Regions from separate parts of the Mus musculus genome. Here region 2 is linked to region 1. A link is a contact called in ENCODE Hi-C or POLR2A ChIA-PET data. All regions are on one chromosome and are shown on one strand. Each heading gives the region's core, a stretch centred on a gene start or an enhancer-like site at or near the end of the contact. The rest is flanking DNA. Distances are from core to core; before and after follow the strand shown.

Region 1 (4,563 bases), core at 918-3,417:
AATAGGACCAATTGTATATGTCTTTCTCTTTATGTGTGTTCTGTATACAAAGTCATATGATACACAATGTTTTTGTCAATAGTGTACGTCACACTCAAATAACAAAACTGCCTAGCAACAGCTTTCTCAGTCTGTATTCCAGCCCTTGATTTACATGTGGCTCTCTATGTGTGTCTACTTGTAAAGCCAGTGTTATGTTTGGAAGAAGTCTCAAGACTGAAGAGCTAAAAGTTGAGATTCTAGTCAGCCTGAAAGCCTGAGAATCAGGAATGTCAATGGCGGATCAATGCCCCAAATGAAGCTGGGTATCAACCTTCACCTATATTCCTAGTGCTATTCACTCAGCAACAGACCAGATGGGGCCCACCCACAATGGAGCTGTTATGTGCCTTAGTCAGTCCAGCAATGTGGATGCTAAGTTCTTTAGAACACCTCCCAGATATAGTCAGACATACTGTTTAGTCAGCTCCTGGGCATCCCATGCCTGACCAAGTTGACACACAATTACTAATCACATGGTGTTCCCCAAACACAATGGCTTCATGAACAGGAACTGAAAATTAGCAAAGCTGTATGTCCCAATTCTAAAACTGAGGGTGTTAATATATTTTTCTATTAAGAAATCCTAGACTCTGGATAAACTGAACTTGTACTGGGATGCTGACACTACAATTAGAAATGGGAAGAAGCCACTTTCAAACTACAGAAGATAATTCAATTTACTGAACCGACCTGATGGTCTGAGTAGGTAGAGATGGCAAACTAAGCATCCAGTGAGACTGCTGAAACATGGAACACAGTAGGACTGCTAGCTCTCTCTGTGCAACTACTGGAAACAAACACACAAACAAACAAAAATGCTAATTTGAATATGTTGCAAATGAAATCACGAAGCCCAGAAAAGTAATTACTAAGATATGAACTCCTAAGAATTATACAACTAGCTCTGGTCTTTTTCTTGTGACATATTCACCTTTAAGTAGGGATCACTCACGGAGCCCCAAAGCCACCTGTCCTGTAGACAAACTTCCCTGCACCAGGGAATTCCTTGCTTAAACCCATGTCTGGGGCTTCATAGTGGCTTCTTCCCCCAGGATCCCCAAGACTGTCTCACATGCAGGGAGTGCATACCCTAGGGTCTGAGGGGTTGTTGAGGAAGGGGTATGGACAGAGCTTAGTAATCAGAAACTAGATTGTCCACACACCTCTGTGAGAATCTTCTCACAGTGTGCTACTAAGTTGGGGTAGAGACTAGCAGAAAAAGGCAGAGGGTATAGGGATGAGATCTCGAATTTTCTCTGGTATCCATTAAAGTCAGCAGAGTCATGTCACTCATGTAGTGAAAAGGTAGAGACAATTATATAGAAATAGAGCCACAAGGGGCTTTTGTTATAAGGTGACCATGGAAACAGAAAGGGTATAAAAGCCTTTGGAAAGTAAACACAGTGGAAACAGCATCAGAGTCTTGCCTGTTCTGCTCATTCCCCAACCATGTGGGAGGAGATGGCACAAGATGGACATGGGAGAGTCCACTTTGGGTGGCTGTGTGGAGGACGCTACTGGCCTGCAGTTTACAGCCTGAAAGGAAACTAGAGGAGTTTGACACCCACTGCATCCATGCCCTACAAACTTAGCAATGGAGTGGATAGCTTCAGCTGTGGGAAATGAGCCTGTAGGCCTCCCAAATGGATTCTGCTTCCCGTATTTTGCTAGAAAACCCCTCCAGTCCCCAGGCCAGAAGCATGGTGAGCTAAGTCATGAGAAGCAAGGTGTACTCCATAAATAATCTTTCCATTGCTCTTTCTTTTTACTCCTGGGCAAACCTTTCTTTCTCAGCACACTCTCTTTCTCTGCATGAAATACACTTTTTCTAGTAGTATACCCTTGCCTACGTTGTCTGTCAGGCTGGACTGAGAAAACCAGAAACACTGCTGCATTTTTAACTACTCTGTAACTATGGCAACAAATGATAAATAACTATTTATGCCAGCTTCATTGTGAAACTGGCCAATTACCAAAACACTCCGGGAATAAATCCTTCGAATGGTTAACTGACTGTGGAGAGACGAATGTGAACAATGTATTAACAGATTCTTCAAGATTGAGCCTCAATAGAGAACACTTAAGTGCCATTTGTTTTCCATCTGGGGCCACAAACATGACTCTAGAGGATTACAAGAACAGTTCCTGTTTTGTTTTGTTAGGATTGCTTAAGCAAGTCGTTGTTATAGGAAGGCAAAGGCCACTCTGTGGTGTGCACGGTTCCATTTCTTGGATGGATAGGTTTGCTTTTCAGTTCCTTCCAGTTTTTGTCCCACCTTTGTTGGGTATCTTTCTGGATGTTTTGTGTTTTGTTTTGTTTTAAAGGAAAACAACAACCTCTCTCATATTCTTACTTCAAGTTGTCTTGATGTTTTTGTGCCTCCTCCACACCTCACAGGGCTGGACTCTCTTAACCTCAGTTTGGTGAGTTCCTGTTACCCCAGTCTTATTAAACTGTGCTGGTTCCCAGCCTTCTGCTAGGGCTAAAGGCTTCAGAGCTGAAGTCAGAGGCACTGCAACTTCCAACCCATAGGAAGGAAGACCTTATGGGCCAGCTCAGGGTGAGCGCTGGGAACGCCCCCAGGTCCCTTCTAGAGCCCTGTCAGTGTGTGTCTGCCCTGCCTGGCCCCACGGCAGCAGCTCGCAAGCAATCTAAATTGCTTTCCTGGATTCCACTACTGGACTTGCCCCCTGAAGGCGCTGGAGGGAGCAGCTGCTCTGGCAAGCACCCCCTGCTAGGGCAGGTGAGGCACAGAAGCACCGAGAGCGACCGGATATTGTAGTGAAGAGGCCACTGTACGTACAGGCAGGAGACCCAAACAAGTCTGTCCTTGGTGCGAGTTGGGGGCCGGAAGGGAGCTCTGGATTTCGGTCCCTCCCCTTTTCCCTGCTCTGTCTTGGAGCCCTGGGGCCATCAGACCCTCCGACTGTCTGGTACTTGCCTGGAAGAGATATCATCTCTCCTCCACACCCTCCACCATGGACAATTTTCTTAATGACTCCAAGCTAATGGAGGACTGCAAGAGTCGTCAGTGGCTCCTTTCGGGGGAAAGCCCAGCCATCAGCTCGGTGATGTTCTCGGCCGGGGTTCTGGGGAATCTCATCGCACTGGCACTGTTGGCGCGCCGCTGGCGTGGGGACACCGGGTGTAGCGCCGGCAGCAGGACCTCTATCTCCTTGTTTCACGTGCTGGTAACGGAATTGGTGCTCACTGACCTGCTGGGAACCTGCCTCATCAGCCCGGTGGTGCTGGCTTCATATTCAAGAAACCAGACCCTGGTGGCCCTGGCTCCCGAAAGTCACGCGTGTACCTATTTCGCTTTCACTATGACCTTCTTTAGTCTGGCCACGATGCTCATGCTCTTCGCTATGGCCCTGGAACGCTACCTCTCCATCGGGTACCCTTACTTCTACAGGCGCCACTTATCGCGCCGCGGGGGTCTGGCGGTGCTGCCTGTCATCTATGGGGCCTCCTTGCTCTTCTGTTCCCTGCCGCTGCTCAACTACGGGGAGTACGTCCAGTACTGTCCTGGGACATGGTGCTTTATCCGGCACGGGAGGACTGCATACCTTCAGCTGTACGCCACGATGCTCCTGCTGCTTATCGTGGCTGTGCTCGCCTGCAACATCAGCGTTATCCTCAACCTCATTCGCATGCACCGTCGGAGCAGAAGAAGCCGCTGCGGATTGTCTGGCAGTAGCCTAAGAGGCCCTGGATCTCGCAGGAGAGGAGAGAGGACTTCGATGGCAGAGGAGACGGACCACCTCATTCTCCTGGCCATTATGACCATCACCTTCGCCATATGCTCCTTGCCTTTCACAGTAAGTCACCTTTGTTTCCACAGCCCCGCAAGCAGCCCGCGCAGCCTGCTCAAACTCCTCTCACCCCACCCTTTCCACCTTTAGGCACAGCCTGGGTGGGAAATGTCTTAATTGACAAAGGTCAATTGCCTTCCCCTTTCCTTTTCACCTTACCCACTTCCTTCCTTCCTCCTCCTGTCTTTGCATATGACTGTTGCTACTTAGCACTTCTTCTAAGAACCTGCTTGGTCTCTTCCCTGGGTTGGTAACTGAAGAGGAGGGAGTCCCTCCCAAGATAGGATGTTGACAATGTTATAATCTGATCACTGGGGCCCACTTTGCTATCCTTGAGGCCCCTTCTCTTGGTGCTTTCATTTCTCCTGAGCAAAATGTAGTTGTCAACACACAGCATTCAGAAGGCCCTTGGTGTAGAAGGTTACAGCCTCTTTCATTTGACTTTAGGAACATTAAGTTACAAAATTGTTTCTTGATGTCACTGTCAGGAGCACACATAGATGCTCCTCATTCTGTAGCTGTGCACTTTGTGAGCACATAGATAAATTCAGTAACAGCTGGAACATCTCAGGGATGAGGGAAAAGGTTGCTTGGGGAACTGAGGCAGGGCCAGGATAGAAACATGGGTGTTGCTCAGTTAGAGGCAGCATTGACAGTGAGATCTGAAATAAATGCTGAGCTGCTAAAGCCTAATGTGGATGCACA
Region 2 (4,714 bases), core at 1,835-4,334, 230 kb after region 1:
AGAGAATGTGGGTGGGAGAGAATATCAGCGTGCACAGAGTAAAGACAGAGATAACAGAAAATACTGACAGAAAATGACTTTTCCCTCCAGTAAGGAGAAAGGGTACAAAAGCAGCGCTCCGTGCTTCAAAATTCTACACACCTACACAAATTGATGAGAACCATGGGAGAAATGTGGCCTGCCTCCCTGGGTGTGGCTGCTCCTTGGTTCAGTACTCTTCATAGGTGTAAGGCAGGTTTCACTGAGCTTCCTCATTCCACCCCTGCTCACGCTGTGTATGATACCTCGTGACTTCAATGTGGGGCAAGCGAGCGAGGGGGTGCGGGTGGGGTGGGGGTCGGTCAACAGTTTCAACAGCCAGCATGTGGCAGGCACTTTATTTCCAGAAATGTTTAATTAAATTGGTAGGTACTGTGACTGTAGGAATACAGCACAAAGAACCCTTAGCTAATACGTAATGAGCTCAAGGGAGACTTGGAAAATGCTAAGTCATCAAGATTTGAGGACCTACTTCTGAAGCTTAAACCAGTGTATGTCCACTGGTACACAAGATAGGAAAGAGCAGCTGCCTTAACAAGAACTCTAAAGTGGGGCTGGAGAGATGGCTCAGCAGTTAAGAGCACTGACTGCTCCTCCAAAGGTCCTGAGTTCAATTCCCAGCAACCACATGGTGGCTCACAACCATCTGTAATGGGGATTCAATGCTCTCTTCTAGTGTGTCTGAAGACAGCAGCAGTGTACTCACATACAAGAAATAAATAAATAAATCTTTTTAAAAAAAGAAAAATGTTTTAACAAAAACTCTGAAGTACTAGCTAGGAGGTCAAACAGACCTCAAAACTGGTCTGAGCACCACAAGAAAAGGGTTATCTGACATTGATAATCAATAAATGAGCCACCTCAAGTTGGCAAAACTGTTGCTACAGCAATTTGGAGATGAGACATACCTAATGAGTCTACAATGAGTGTGTACCAAAGTTCTTACCGTTAACAAGCTTATTTTAAGCACTAAGAGGCTTGCAAACAGATTCGTATTGTATAGTAGCTGCTGTTGGTTGTATTTAACAAGGTATGCAAACACAGATTCCAGGAAGCACCAGCAAAGACAGGCAATATGCAAACATAAAATGTAACTTACACCCAAACTATTCCTTGTTCCAAGTAGCATGCTGACCAAACCACCTCAGCCTTGAAACAAAAGCCCATATACTCCAAAACCAGTTTGAGATCCTGCCAAGATAATGATAAAACTGGCAGGACCTGTCACAGGACAAGGTCAAGGACCATGGAGAACCATGCTCTAGGGCACGCAGAACGAGACCTGCTGGCTGCTGATCTGTACTGCTGTGTACTCAAGTTCTCTGAAGGATCCGCATCTGTATAAAGACCTTGCAGCGAGCTTAGCCTGTGCTGAGTAAAACATCATGGAAGACAGAACATTATAAACAAGAACCAAAAATCAATCCTGCACTTCCCCTTTCCCTTTCAGTCAAAGCTGACCATCCACATGTGTATCTGGCTAAACATCTGTAACATAGCCTCCACCATACAGCTAATGAGAAAAAGACAACATCTAAATGCTGGAGAGTCTCCTGCCTCATTATAGTCTTCCTGATGAGCCTACCACTGAATAAACACAGACTTAGGGCTTTCTTTTCATTTTATCATTATTGTACATGTGTGTGCATGATTACACTTGTGGATGGTAATACTGTCTGGTGTCTGGCAAACTACTGGACCAGAATAAGTACAGAACAGATCTTAAGCCCCTTTGTAACATGTACTTGGTGGTGGAGGACTGAGAAACAGCCATCTTCTTAAGCAGACCTTAAGGAGGGAGTATTTAGGAAAGGCTGGATATTGGATGCTCCAGTAAATATGCTGTCTACAGAAGCACTGAATCTGCAATGAGAGGCTCACTCTGAGAACACAGGATCCTTCCTCATCTTGCATTACTTTGACTGATTTGCTACCAAATACCAAATACAAAAAAAACACAAAAAACAAAAAACAAAAAAAAAAACCTTCATGTAGTGGCCAACATACAACCGTTCCTCACTTATTTAAAGCAGAAATATACCTCTTATTTTGTATCTCTCAGTCTCTGATGAGAATAGCACCACTTGTTCCAACACACAAGCAGAATCTCACACAAACTCTTCCATTCTGGACAATCACCACATTGTTACTGCTCCGCGCTCCCCCCACCCCTCCCCTGCCCACCCCTGCGCCCAAGAGAGCTTTCTAAATTGCAAGTTTCGAAGAATCACCTTCCCCTTGGAGAAGGCCTCAACGTTCATCTGTTCCCAGGACCACCATCCTTCAGGACCTCTTCCCAAGAGAAGAAAGGGTTGATTACTTACAGTTTCCGCTCGCGCTTTGCTTCATTCGCTTTCCTCGCCCCGTGTTTCCTCCAGCTCAGAAAAAGAAAAGGGGGGGAAATGAAATCAAAACCAGCGTCGTTTGGTGCCCCCAGAAACAGGTGAACTGAATCAGCAAGCAACCTGGCTGGAGGGACGTTTGCCGAGTGCTGATGTGCATGCAATCCTGCAGGCAAAGTCTTGAGGCCCGCGCTGCTACCCACCTGCCTGAGATTCTCGTGCAGAGATGAAAGGTCTCTGAGGACAGCACGTCCCGCCATCAGAGTAGAGATGGTGACAGAAGGCGGGGCAGGGGCTGGTCCCTACGGCGGCTCCCAAAGCAACTACGCCTACCTGAGAAGCTCACCGCCCACGGCCGGCACTGCCTCCGCAAAATCAGTCTCTTGGGCGAAAAAACAACCCCCGAGGCTCCGCCTGCTCCTCGTGCTCCTTACGTAAGAGATCCTCCAACCAATGGACGGTCAGGGGGCGGAGCGAGAACAGCCCCAGGTGACAGAATCTGGAGTCCTCCCGCCGGCGCGAGGAAGTCTTGCAGTTGCTGGGCCAATCAGCAGCGTGGGTGGGAAGAGGGGCGGGGGTAAAAGAGGAGAAAGCAGAAGGCCAATCAGATCAAAGGCTTCTGGAGTGACAGGCTCTGAGGCCTGTGGTATTCCGAGTGAGGCGCCCGGAGGGCGCGCCCGCCCGGGCCAATCGCCGGCAGCTCACAGTGCGGAGCGAGCGCCTCAAAAGCTCGGGTTTCTCAGCTGATTGTCTCCAGCCGAGAGTTGTTTGCTGCTGCTGCGGAGCCGAGCCGCGGCCCGAGGAACCGAGCCCCCCGGGGGGAAGGGGAGGCGGGCCCGAGGGCAGCCGCGGCCATCGCGCGGGGCTGCGACTCCTGTCACGGCGCTGCCCGGGGCCGCAGGCTGGGGCGGGCGGGAGGTCCGGGGGGCGCTCGGGCCGCTTCCTTCCCGCGCTCCCTCCCCGCTGCTCGCGTCCCCTCATGAGGGTATCAGTGTCCGGGCCGGCGGCCGCCGCGGTCCCCACGGCCGGCCGCGAACCCTCGACGTCCGGCGGGGGCGCCGTCGCGGCCTCGGGCGCCGCGGTTCCCGGTTCGGTGCAGCTGGCGCTGAGCGTGCTGCACGCGCTGCTCTACGCCGCGCTCTTCGCCTTTGCCTACCTGCAGCTGTGGCGGCTGCTCCTGTACCGCGAGCGGCGGCTCAGTTACCAGAGCCTCTGCCTCTTCCTGTGTCTCGCGTGGGCAGCGCTCAGGACCACGCTCTTCTCGGCCGCCTTCTCCCTCAGCGGCTCTCTGCCCCTGCTGCGGCCACCCTCTCGCCTGCACTTCTTCCCGCACTGGCTGCTCTACTGCTTCCCCTCCTGCCTACAGTTCTCCACGCTCTGTCTCCTCAACCTCTACCTGGCAGAGGTAAGGCGGGAGGACCGGCGAGCGGGGGAGCGGGGCCGCCGGGATCCACTCCTGCCGAGACGGAAGGGGTCGGGGCTGGGGGAGGTGGCCGGAGGGCAGTCTGGGGACACTGAGACACTCCTGTCTTTCCCTCTCCCTCAACTTAAGCCGCTGATGGACTCGGTGCCTGAGGGGGTTGGAGAAGTGTGAGAGAGAGAGTATGCGTGCCCCGACAACTTAAGGCAGTGGGACACCCTTTGTTCAATGTCCCAGACCTCCACGTAAGGCGTTGGTGGCGACCACAGAGAAGCATCGTAAGAAGTAGCAGCTCCGGTAGCTCTGTCGAGGCTGGACCGGGTTGAGGGAGGTTGGATGCTGAAGTAGAGGCAGCTCTGCTGAAGCTGGACCGCTGCCAGCCATTACGTCACCAGGCAGAGCTGTTCCTCCGCTATTGTTGCTGCGTTTCTTTTATTAGAAGCTTATATCCCCCCCCCCCCCCGCATCTCCTTAACTGTGGCTCGATACACCTTGCACAAATTCTGATCGATCGCTTCCCCGACGGGGTGAACGATCAATAACCAATGCTGCGGGACAGTCGAAGGACCTCCATAAAGCCCTTAGTGTTTGTCCCAGTTGCTGCTTGCTTTGGCGATTTAGGCGGTCTCTTACAGCACAGCCCTTTGGGGGAGAGCTAATTAGGAGAGAAGATACAAGCTTAACCTGTGCCTGTTGCAGAAACAAACCACGGAACTATGTTTTTTGGTGTTTTTGATTTTGTTTTTCCAACAACTTGCTTAATAGCTGGAGTCTAATCACACCCCCTTTCTCTTTTACGGGGAATTGCTGGTTGGATTGCATTGTTCTGCAGCACATTTGACCCATTTCAGACAGGTTGGGGGTATAAGGTTGTCAATCATGTCTATCTGGTATTTATGCCTTATTATTTTCA

What was found. Hi-C counts contacts between places; a loop is a spot of excess contacts on that map. ChIA-PET counts read pairs that join two places held with the same protein, here RNA polymerase II (POLR2A).
Region 2: a loop to region 1 is called in a map of regulatory T cell, with 2.1 times the contacts of the local background. The contact joins the promoter of Gpr137c here to the promoter of Ptger2 in region 1. A Hi-C loop is called at or near these places in 1 of 37 maps with a recorded cell type or tissue (regulatory T cell). POLR2A ChIA-PET finds 5 or more read pairs at or near these places in 2 of 5 experiments (Patski and embryonic stem cell).

The regions. Positions count from the first base shown.
Region 1 is chr14:44,985,944-44,990,506 of GRCm38, forward strand. Ptger2 (prostaglandin E receptor 2 (subtype EP2)) reads left to right here and starts at 2,168. Exons shown (of 2, transcript NM_008964.4): 1 at 2,168-3,864. The coding sequence starts at 3,022.
Region 2 is chr14:45,216,633-45,221,346 of GRCm38, forward strand. It overlaps Gpr137c (G protein-coupled receptor 137C), which reads left to right and starts at 3,085. Exons shown (of 7, transcript NM_027518.2): 1 at 3,085-3,786. The coding sequence starts at 3,361. It overlaps Txndc16 (thioredoxin domain containing 16), which reads right to left and starts at 2,793. Exons shown (of 21, transcript NM_001310534.1): 1 at 2,585-2,793; 2 at 2,364-2,417.